3 separate regions of the Homo sapiens genome follow, and all the other regions are linked to region 1. A link is a contact called in ENCODE Hi-C or POLR2A ChIA-PET data. All regions are on one chromosome and are shown on one strand. Each heading gives the region's core, a stretch centred on a gene start or an enhancer-like site at or near the end of the contact. The rest is flanking DNA. Distances are from core to core; before and after follow the strand shown.

Region 1 (3,769 bases), core at 556-3,055:
CATCTTCGTTGTCTCTGGCTGTGTTACTTATACAACACCTGCTATTATTATTTGTATTTTTGTTTTATATGTTTCATCCCTCCTTAGATTATAAACTCTGAAGTTAGAGGTCATCTTATAGACAATTTTGAATCTTCTGTGTTAAAAAATATAATTTTGGCCAGGTGTGGTGGCTCATGCCTATAATCCCTGCACTTTGGGCAGCCTAGGTGGGTGGATCACTTGAGTCCAGGAGTTTGTGACCAGCCTGGCCAACATGATGACTTTGGGCAGCCTAGGTGGGTGGATCACTTGAGTCCAGGAGTTTGTGACCAGCCTGGCCAACATGATGAAACCCCGTCTCTACTAAAAATACAAAAGATTAGCCTTGGCTGGGTGCAGTGGCTCACGCCTGTAATCCCAGCACTTTGGGAGGCCAAGGTGGTGCATTACGTGAGGTCAGGAGTTTGAGACACTCTCTCTCTCTCTCTCTCTCTCTCTCTCTCTCTCTCTCTCTCTCTCTCTCTCTCTCTATATATATATATATATATATATATATATATATATAGACTTTTTACCCCCCCACGCTTGAAAAATGTGCTACTTCCTTTAGTCTCCATGGTTTCAGATGGGAAATCCATTGTTCGAATTGGTGTTCCTTACAGATCATGTATCATTTCTCACAGCCTGCTTTCAAGCAGATTTTTTTCTTTGTCTTTAGTTTTCAGAAGACTAGTTATTGATGTTTACCATTGATCCTAGCCTTGGCCTGAATTTCTTTTTGTCCTTTTTTTTTTCTCTTCGAGATGGAGTCTCACTCTGTCACCCAGGCTGGAATGCATTGGTGTGATGTCGGCTCACTGCAACCTCTGCCTCCCGGGTTCAAGCGATTCTCCTGCCTCAGTCTCCTGAGTAGCTGGGACTACAGGCATGCATCAGTATGCCTGGCTAATTTTTGTATTTTTAGTAGAGACGGGATGGGGTTTTGCCATGTTTGCCAGGCTGGTCACAAACTCCTGACCTCAAGTGATCTGCCTGCTTTGGCCTTCCTAATGCTGGGATGGCCTCTCTTTGTTTATTCTGATCATAAATTTGCTCAGCTTCTTAAATCTGTTTATGTCTTTTACCAAATTTGGAATGTTTTCAGCCATTATTTCTTTGAATATTCTTTTAGCCCTATTCTCTTTTTCCTCTTGGGGCTCAATGATACAAGGCTGGATGTTTTGCTGTTCCACAGGTCTCTGAGGCTCTGCTTATTTTCACAGCCTGTTTTCTATTGTTCTGATAGAGTGAATTCTGTTGTCTTTCCTCAAGTTCAGTGATTTTTTTTATCCTGTCATTTTCATCCTACTATTGAGCATATCAAGTGAGTTTTTGTTACTGTACTTTTCAGTTGTATAATTTATATTTGGTTTTTAAAATAATTTCACTTCTGAGATTTTCTAGTTTCTCATTTGTTTCAACAGAATTTATAATTGATTATTGAAGCACTTGTAAGAGGGTTGCTTTAAAATCCTCATCAGATAATTTCAACATCTGATTTATCTCAGGGTTAGGGTCAGTTTTTTGGCTAAAATGGGAATTTGACTTGGGATTTTCCTGGTTCTTGGTATGGTGGGTGATTTTTGACTGTATTCTGGACATTTTGCCTATCTTTTTTTTGGGGGGGTGCGGGCAGTGGGAATGTTCTGAATCCCATTTAAATCTTTTGTTTTAGCAGGCAGCCACCCAGTTAGTCTTAGCACACAGGTCCTGCCCTACATTTGTGGGCTGTGGTTCCAATGACAGTTTAACTTTCAGAGCCTTTGTGGTGTTTGTCTGCTTGGTGGTTAGATGCCGCTAGGGCTGCCGTCTCATTTCCCCCTGCTGTTATTGCTGGCTGTGGAGGCAGAAGGGATTTCCCTAGGCTGGGCTACTAGGTGTCTCCCAGTGGGGGAAACGTAGTCTCAGGACCCTGGAGACTGAGGGACTTTCCTGACTGTGGCATAGTCCCCCTTCCTGTGGGGGACAGAGAGCTCTTGAGCCAGACACTTGTTGAGATGGAATCTCTCTACCTGTGCCCCACGGTTTTCCTCATGTCTGTGTGCAATGGAAGGGCGTCTTAGGCCCATGTGACCAGAGAGGCTTCCTGGGCCAGGTCACTTGTGGCTGGGGAGTCTTGTGTCTGCCCTATTGCATATGTCGAGGCTCCCCTAGTTATTGTTGGTGGGGCTTTAGGTTGGTCCTTCTTTTGGATGGTGTAGGACTTATCTGATGTGAGGGGGACTCGTGTTTGATCTGGGTCATAGGAATGAGCCTACCTGAGCTGCCTTTTGTTCTCATGTCATGGGTTGGGAAATGGTGGGTCTGGGTGACCACTTTGCATAGGGGGATGCAAGATACTGTTTCACTGAGCTGTTCTTCCATTTTTGGGGTCACAAACTGGTTTGTTTTCTTCTTACCATCTTTCAGAGTTCTCCTTTGGTTATCTCCTCTGCTATTTCCAGGGTTTATAGCGCTTAGTAGGGAGGAGCAGAGAGACATAGTTTTCTATGCTGTCTTGTGCCTTGTCATTCATTATTTTTTTCCTTTTTCTTTTTTGACACAGCGTCTTACTCTGTCACCCAGGCTGGAGTGCAGTGGCACAATCTTGTCTCACTGCAACCCACGCCTCGTGGGATTAAGTGATTCTTGTGCCTCCCAAGTAGCTGGGACTACAGGTGCCTGACACCATGCCTGGCTAATTTTTGTATATTTAGTAGAGACAGCGTTTCGCCATGTTGGCCAGGCTGGTCTTGAACTCCTGGCCTCAAGTGATCTGCCCACCTCTGCATTTGAAAGTGCTGAGATAACAGGCGTGAGCCACCGTGCCCAGCCTTATTCATTCTTAGATGTTGGAATTTTAAAAAGCAATGAAAAATGTCAGCAAAATTTAGCATTTATTTTTCTACGTTCAGTAAAACATATCTCTCAGGGGTCTTATGGAGGTAAGGAAACATGAGAACCAGTTAGGTTAAATGACTGGTCCTGGGGCTCTATTGGTCGTTAATTACAGAACACAGACTAGAGTTAGACTCCTCTTAATGAATCCACTATTTGTTTCTTTGTAGCAAACTAAGTTGAAGACTTCTCTATAAGAAAAGAGAAGAGAACCATTGCTGTGCTGTAATGCTCTGGGCTTTATAATGTTAACACACAAAATAATTTATATATCAAGTGGAAAACCTCTCAGAATACAGGAAAAGAATCCAGTGTTCAATTATATTAAGAGTGAATAACATGCTGTGTTTGTTCCAATTTTAGTATTCATCATTTTTTGTAAAGTGTAAAATAACATACCGTCTGTTTTTTACTATAAAACATTTGAATGGCCTTATAAAATGTTTCTTGCAAAAGAAAGTTCTCTCACTGGTTATCATCACCATTTGTATTATACTTCAAAGAGAGTAAAGAATATAATGAAGGTTGGTGGCACCACCCAAGCGAATTAATCTCATAGCTTAGCATTATGTGGGACTTTTCATCAGGTCATCGCTGTTTACTCCACAGACATCAGATACCTCTCAAAATAGTTCTCCATGAAGCTTTTTTTCCTCTGCTGCAGAGATGGAGAAATGGAGAAACCCAGAAGTTAACTGTTAAGTTGTTTGTAATGTTTTTTGAAGTCCCCAGGGATTTTACAGAAAATGGAGCCGGAGTTGAACTCATCCCAAAACTCTTTGGATGTCTGGGATGGGAGGCATTGATTTCTCTCCCTGAGGCACAGCAAGAACTAGGCAGAGTAAATAGGACTAAACACTGGCCCTGTTTA
Region 2 (3,769 bases), core at 558-3,057, 250 kb before region 1:
ATCAAATATGTCAATAATGTCTTTAAAACTCTTACAGAACAATAATTAATGAACAATCCATGTATATATGGAGGGAAACCCTATATATGGTGATATGGTTTGGCTCTGTGTCCTCACCCATATCTCATCTTGTAGCTCCCATAATTCCCACATGCTGCGGGATAGACCCAATGGGAGATGATTGAATCATGGGGGCAGGTCTTTCCCATGCTATTCTTGTGATAGTGCATAAGTCTCATGAGATCTGATGGTTTTTAAAAGGGGAGTTTCCCTCCACAAGCTCTCTTCTCTTGTCTGCCGCCATGTGAGACATGCCTTTCACCTTCTGCCATGATTGTGAGGCCTTCCCAGACACATAAAACTGTAAGTCCAATAAACCTCTTTCTTTTGTAAATTGCCCAGTCTCGGGTATGTCTTCATCAGCAGCTTGAAAACGGACTAATACATATGGGGATATATATCTGACTTATCCAGTCCTTTGCTACCCTAAACAAGACAGTGCCGTACATCATTGTCAAGTCTCCAGGGGGATTTGCATGATTTCTCTGGGAGATGTAAGCAGGACTGCTGCTGGATCATAAGGTTTGTGCATAGTTAATATCACCAGTTACAGCCAGGATGTCTCCAGAATGGCCAAACTAGTCCTGGGTTGATCCATCATTGAAGAGTTCAACAGCTCCAGATGCCATGAAATTGCTCCACTTTACACTGGAACCATCACGATGGAGGAGCATACACCGTTAGGGACACGTAAGCAGACACTGTCAAAGACCAGACCGGACCCCCTTGCATCCATTTTACCAGCTCTCTTCACTCATCTCCAGCTTCAAAGTTTTGGGGTTTTTTTGTTGGATTTTGTTTGTTTTTGAAACAGTGTCTCGCTCTTTCGCCCAGGCTGGAGTGCAGTGGTATGATCACAGCTCACTACAGCCTCGACCTCCTGGGCTCTAGAAATCCTCCTACCCCAGCCTCCTGAGTAGCTGGGAGTACAGGTGCATGCCACCACACCTGACTTTCTTTTATTTTTTTACTTTTTGTTTTTAGTAGAGAGGGGGGTCTTGCTATGTTACCCAGGCTGGTCTCGAACTCCTGGGCTCAGCAGTGTTTCTACTGCTTAATATTTACACCTGCAACAATCGGTGGCTCACCCTTGGACACTGGAGCCCGCCTAGACTGTAAGAAGAACTGCCTTGGAATTGTATATCCTCCTCCACCCCCACCACGACCTATAGCCAATGACTTACTGGTGTGGACTTACACCAGCTCTTGTATCTCAAGGTGGGGTAAACACCTTGCACCCTGGAGATCAGGCTGAGTCTGGGACTTCACCTGACATCTCAACTTTACTTAGTTTCTCTCTTTCCTTCCCGCAGCCTACTTCTTCCACTCCCTTACTAATTTCCTCTGGAAGCTGTGCCTTAACAAACCACTTACACCCAAATCCTTGGTTCAAGCTCAGCTTCAGGAAGAATCTGGGCAAAGACACACATTTCTATTTCACTGCTGAACATAAATGACAAATTCCAGACATTGATCATGTTAGATTCTTCAGCATACTAAATTTGGGCTCCTATTTAAAACTACTTTCACTTTCTTTACTGGGCCATCTTAATATAATATACTAAAATCTCTCCTAATTGACAATCCAAGCTTCCTCCCCCACAGCTGCAGTCCCAGCTGCTGTCAAAGAGCATGGCTTTTCTGTGGGATAGTCACGTCGACCCCTGTAGGAACTCCATTTCAGACTCTCAGGGGGTATGACTGTTAGGTGTTTCTGTGTCTCCAAATGTTACTCATGGCAGAAAGCAGCTGCAATTGCCCTTTACAGAACATGCCCCTCTCAAATAGCTGTCACGTGAAAATTTGAGTCATTTATGAAGCTGCAAACCAGTAAGAGAGGTAACAAGATTAAGTCAGGGTGGGCGGGAAAGTGCAGGCAGCACACACAGGCTGCTCGTCCAAGGAGTGTGACTGTGAGAACACTTGGGAACTCGGGCAGCAGCCAGAGGAAACAGCAGGGGCAAAGGAAAGGTGTATGTATATTCAAGAAAAATACAACCTCAGCGTTTTTAGGACAGAAGAATTGACGCCAGTGAAAGGAAAAAATTGTGTAGGGATGAAAATAAAAAGATATTTGATAGATGAAGTTCCCAGAGAAGGTGAGAGGGGGAGGAAATGGCAGTCTTGGAAAGGAAGAAGGTCTTCACTGATGATCAAAAGTGCCTGTGTCTTCAGGCATAGGATTTCCTATGAGTTCCATGTCCTCTGTCTGTATGTTAGGCTTAAGGACAAAGGCCTATTTGTGCCATACAAAGAAAAGTGCCTGTATTAGGCCGTTCTCACATCACTATAAAAATACCTGAGACTGGGTAATTTATAAAGAAAAGAGGTTTAATTGCCTCCTGGTTCTGCAGGCTTTATGGGAGATGACATGGTGCTGGCATCTGCTCAGCTTCTAGGGAGGCCTTGGGAAGCTTACAATCAGGGTGGAAGGTGGTGGGGGAGCAGGCATGTCACGTGGCAAAAGCAGGGGCAAGGGAGAGACGTGGGGGGAAGCTCTCTTCACTCATCTCCAATACTTTTAAACAATCAGATTTTGTGATAACTCACTATCATGAAAACAGCACCAAGCCATGAGGGATCTGCCTCCATGTACCAAACACCTCTCACCAGGTCTCACTTCCAACATTGGTGATATGGTTTGACTGTGTCCCCACCCAAATCTCATCTTGAACTGTAGCTCCCATAATCCCCACTTGTCGTGGGAAGGACCTGGTGGGAGGTAATTGAATCATGGGGTCAGGTTTTTCCCAGGCTATTCTCATGACAGTGAATAAGTCTCATGAGATCTGATGGTTTTATAAAGGGCAGCTCCCTTGCACATGCTCTCTTGCCTGCCACCATGTAAGATGTGCCTTTGTTCCTCCTTTGCCTTCTGCCATGATTGTGAGTCCTCCTCAGCCATGTGGAACTCTGAGTCCATTAAACCTCTTTTTCTTTATAAATTATCCAGTCTCAGGTTTTTCTTCATAGCAGTATGAAAATGAACTAATACAATAAATTGGTACTGGTAGAGTGGGGTACTGCTATAAGAATACCTGAAAATGTGGAAGCGACTTTGGAGCTGAGTAACAGGCAGAGGTTGGAACAGTTTGGAGGGCTCAGAAGAAGACAGAAAAATGTGGGCAAGTTTGGAACTTCCTAGAGACTTGGAGGGCTCAGAAGACAAGAAGGTGTGGGAAAGTTTGGAACTTCCTAGAGATTTGTTGAATGGCTTCGACCAAAATGCTGATAGTGAAATGGACTATAAGGTCCTGGCTGAGGTGGTCTCAGATGGAGATGAGGATTGTTGGGAACTGGAGCAAAGTTGACTCTTGCTATGTTTTGGCAAAGAGACTGGCAGTATTTTGCCCCTGCCCTAGAGATCTGTGGAACTTTCAACTTGAGAGAGATGATTTAGGGTATCTGGTGGAAGAAATTTCTAAGCAACAAAGTGTTCCAGAGGTGACTTGGGTGTTACTAAATGCATTCAGTTTTATGTATTCACAAAGATAAGGTGTGGAATTGGAACTTGTGTTTAAAAGGGAAGCAGAGGATAAAAGCTTGGAAAATTTGCAGCCTAATGATGCAATAGAAAAGAAAAACCCATTTTCTGAGGAGAAATTCAAGCCTGCTGCAGAAATTTACATAAGTATCAAGGACCCAAATGTTAATTACAGGACAATGGGGAAAATGTCTCCCAGGCATGTCTGAGGTCTTCACGGCAGCC
Region 3 (3,769 bases), core at 881-3,380, 180 kb after region 1:
TTTTGCCTCAGCCCCCTGTCTCTTCTGGTTTATAAAGTTTCTTCTGTGAAGTCAGCTGTCATTCTGATGGGTTTCTTTTTATAGGTAACATGATCCTTTTCTGTAGCTACCTTTAAGATTTTTTCTTTTGCGTTGATCTTGGAAAGTCTGATGACTATGTGCCTTGGACTCGGTCGTCTTGTATCTCACAGGAGTTCCCTGGGTTTCTTTTCTTTCTTTCTTTTTTTTTTTTTTTTCTTTTTGAGACAGGGTCTCACTCTGTTGCCCAGGCTGGAGTGCAGTGGTGCAATCACGGCTCACTGCAGCCTTGACCTCCTCCCAGGCTCAGACAACCCTCCCATGTCAGCTTCCTAAGACTGTAGCTGGGACTACAGGCATGTGCCATCACACCCAGCTAAATCTTTTTTTTTTTTTTTTTTTTTTTTTGGTATTTTGTGTTGAGATGGGGTCTCCCTATGTTGCCCAGGCTGGTCTCGAACTCCTTGGCTCAAGCAGTCCTCCTGCCTTGGTGTCCCAAAGTGTTGGGATTACAGGTGTGAGCCACCACACCTAGCCTGGATTTCTTATATCTGCATTTTAACCTCTCAAGCAAGATTGGGGAAATTTTCCTGAATTTTATCCCCAAATATGTTTTCCAAGCTGCTTATTTTCTCTTCTTTTCTCTCAGGAATGCCAATAAGGTATACATTTGGTTGTTTTACATAATCTCGTATTTCTCAAATACTTACTTACTTTCTTTTTTTTCCTGAATTTTCGAGACAGGGTCTTACTCTCGCCCAGGCTGGAGTGCACTGGTATAATCACAGCTCATTGCAGCCTCGACTTTCTGGGTTCAGGTGATTCTTCCGCCTCAGTCTTCCTAGTAGCTGGACTCCAGGTGTGCATGACCATGCACTGCTAAGTTTTTGCATTTTTTGTAGAGATGGGGGTCTCACCATGTTGCCTAGCCTGGTCTTGAACTCTTGGGCTCAGAAGATCCACCCGCCTTGGCCTCCCAAAGTGCTGGGACTACAGGCATGAGCCATGGTGCCTGGCTGCTTTGTTTTTTTTTTTTTTTTGAAGCAGAGTCTCACTCTGTCGCCCAGGCTGGAGTACAGTGGCACGATCTCGGCTCACTGCAACCTCCACCTCCCGGGTTCACGCCATTCTCCTGCCTCAGCCTCCCGAGTAGCTGGGACTACAGGCGCCCGCCACCACGCCCAGCTAATTTTTTGTATTTTTAGTAGAGACAGGGTTTCACCGTGTTAGCCAGGATGGTCTCCATCTCCTGAGCTCGTGATCCGCCCGCCTCCTCCTCCCAAAGTGCTGGGATTATAGGCGTGAGCCACTGCACTCGGCCTGTTCATTTTTTAAAATTCTTTTTTTTTTTTTCAAATTTTTGTCTGGGTTCATTTGAAGCACTGATTTTTGAGTTCTGAAATTCTTTCTTTTGCATGGTCTCATCTGCCGTTAAGACTTCCAACTGTATTTTGAAATTCCTATAGTGAATTTTTCAATTCTAGAAGTTCTGTTTTGTTCCTTCTTAACATAGCTATGTCATCTTTTGAATCTTGAGTCGTTTTTGTGTTGTTTCTTGTCTTGGATTTCAATTTTCTCTTTGATCTTGTTGCATTTCTTTGCTATCCATATCCTGGATTCTTTATATGTCATTTCAGACATTCATTCCGGTTAGAATCCATTGCTGGGGAGTTAGTGGGATCCTTTGAAGGTGACAAAACAGTCTGGCTTTTTCTACTGCTGGAGTTCTTATGCTGGTTTCTTCTCATTTGAAAGAACTGATGTTTTCTTTTTTTTGATTTTGTTATTGTTTGGATGAGAGTTCTTGATTTTTTTATTCTTTTTGTCCTTGGGGCTGTTACTGTGGTGTATATTGTGTGTGATTGTTTGGCTACGTTTCTGGGTATTTTCAGAGTTCCAAGGCTGTTTATGAGTTCCTTGGTTGCAGAGAGGTTCCTACAGTGGCTTTCTCCTTTGTTGCTTGTAGGGGTGTAATTTTGTTTGGTGGTGTTGTTTAAGCTGCAGTCCAGTAGATGGCGCTTAAGAGTAATAGCTGCCTGGGGAATGGGCAGAGGGAGGCAACAGAGAAGCATGAAAAGCGCCCTCCCCCAGTACACATTCGCGTTCAGCGGCTGGAGCCACTGGAGAAGCCCCAGGAAGCAGTTTCTTTCAGCCCAAACTCTCCAGGCCCCAGCAGGAGGACGCACTGCCAAGTCCGCCACAGCACATTGAGGAGGCGGGAAGGGAGTATGAGACGACCCTCTCTCCATGTTCGTTCCAGGGCTGTGGTGGTGCCACCTTTAGCGGCTAATGCCATGCCCGTGTTTCCTTTGACCCACGGTGGCCTTTGGAGGCTGTGCTCCCACCTCCCTTGTGGGAGGACCACACCAAGAGTTGGGTCTCCAGATCTGGCTGTTTTCACTGGCAAGGTGTCTGTTTGAGTTCTGTGGTTATAAATAGCATTTCTGTGGTGGCTTGTGAGCAGGCTCACTGCCTCCTGTAGGACCAGGGGGCAGTGGTCTCAGGAGACTAACCTCGTTCCTGAGTGCTGTGTGCTTATGTCTGATTTCTTATTGTGTTGTGCCATTCAACGTCCAGGCCAAGAAGTGGCTTTTGGGTTAAGAGCCAGCTGTGGCCAATATAGTTGAGTAGAAACTTGATCCTTGTTTACTGGGGAAACTCTCTGTTGCCTCAGGGCCAATCTGTGGAGTGCACAGTGGTCTGAGCGCCCTGCTCCAACCTGGAGGAGGGCTTCAAGATGGGCAGGCCAGACCAGGCAGGCCCACCTACAGGTCCCCCAATGGCAGGTCCGAGCATCAGCTTTGAGGGGTGGTCCAATGGGTGGCTACTAGGCACATAGAGATGTGCCTAGGTGTGGAGCTGGGAACCTCACCTGGTCTCAAGTTCTCTGCATGAGGCAGTGGAGCTGCCTAATCTCATCCAGGAGAGTGGGTCCTCCAGGTGCCAGGAGATCTGCTTGGGTATGGAGCAGAGAGGGCCCTGCTGCACCACAGTCTCTGCACAAGAAGGGAAGGGTAGCTCTGGCTGCAGATCCAGGCAAGTGGGTGCTCTGAATGCCTGGAGATACTCCTGGGTGTGGGGAAGAGAGGGCCTCACTGTACCACGGTCTCTGCACAGGAAAGATGGGTGGCTCAGGCTACTGATCCAGGTGAGCAGGTGCTCTGAATGCATGGAAATCTGCCTGGGGGTGGAGTGTAGAAGGCCCTGCTGCACCATAACCTCAGGAGAGGAGGCTGGGCACCCAGCAGGGACACATGCAAACCAGTTCCAGGCCACCAAGCTGGCTCTGTCTGCACGCCTCATTGCCCAGATAAACCATGGCTACAGCGACTCTCCTCTTACTTTTGGACCTGTGATGGGGGAGAGCACAATTCTAGTACCTACTGTTGGGTTACTTTCTATATTTGTTGCTCAGTTTTGGCTGTGGAGGCCTTTCCCCTGCTGCAGAGCAAATGCTGCAATATTTGATCCAAGACTAAATTGTCTGCATGACCACACTGCCAAATTGCTGAAGAATGACTGCCTTGTTTGAGCCTGGATTAAAAATGGCATCCCCTTGTCATTCCTGGTTCTGAGAAAATACATGCAGCTTTTCTCAGTGTGTCCGTCTCAGCGTCTGTAAGCTTTTCCCCAAGTTAGCTCCAAGGCTGAAGAGAAACAAAGTGCTCTCCCTCGGCCTGGGTTGCGCGGATCCCTAGCAGTAAGGGAAATGACAGCGGGAGGTCCTCTGCCTCTTATGTATTGAGGCTTC

What was found. Hi-C counts contacts between places; a loop is a spot of excess contacts on that map. ChIA-PET counts read pairs that join two places held with the same protein, here RNA polymerase II (POLR2A). Pooled maps may share reads with other maps.
Region 2: a pooled map shows a loop between it and region 1 (2.2-fold over the local background). The contact joins two enhancer-like sites. A Hi-C loop is called at or near these places in 2 of 50 pooled maps. POLR2A ChIA-PET finds 5 or more read pairs at or near these places in 2 of 52 experiments (AG04450 and WTC11).
Region 3: a pooled map shows a loop between it and region 1 (11-fold over the local background). The contact joins two enhancer-like sites. A Hi-C loop is called at or near these places in 1 of 37 single-sample maps with no recorded cell type and 3 of 50 pooled maps. POLR2A ChIA-PET finds 5 or more read pairs at or near these places in 1 of 52 experiments (BJ).

Annotation. Positions count from the first base shown.
Region 1 is chr4:147,798,271-147,802,039 of GRCh38, forward strand. The region is part of intron 1 of ARHGAP10 (Rho GTPase activating protein 10); the gene reads left to right. Among named protein-coding and RNA genes, the nearest start is that of MIR4799, 18 kb to the left of the region's middle. RefSeq lists an enhancer at 1,899-2,198. Within about 2 kb of position 1,806, at least 2 of the 41 ENCODE cell types and tissues checked have a DNase peak (open chromatin) inside an H3K27ac peak, as active enhancers do.
Region 2 is chr4:147,548,989-147,552,757 of GRCh38, forward strand. No RefSeq gene overlaps it. Among named protein-coding and RNA genes, the nearest start is that of LINC02507, 19 kb to the right of the region's middle. RefSeq lists an enhancer at 1,977-2,036. Within about 2 kb of position 1,808, at least 5 of the 41 ENCODE cell types and tissues checked have a DNase peak (open chromatin) inside an H3K27ac peak, as active enhancers do.
Region 3 is chr4:147,982,146-147,985,914 of GRCh38, forward strand. All of the region lies in intron 18 of ARHGAP10 (Rho GTPase activating protein 10), which reads left to right. Among named protein-coding and RNA genes, the nearest start is that of MIR4799, 200 kb to the left of the region's middle. Within about 2 kb of position 2,131, at least 3 of the 41 ENCODE cell types and tissues checked have a DNase peak (open chromatin) inside an H3K27ac peak, as active enhancers do.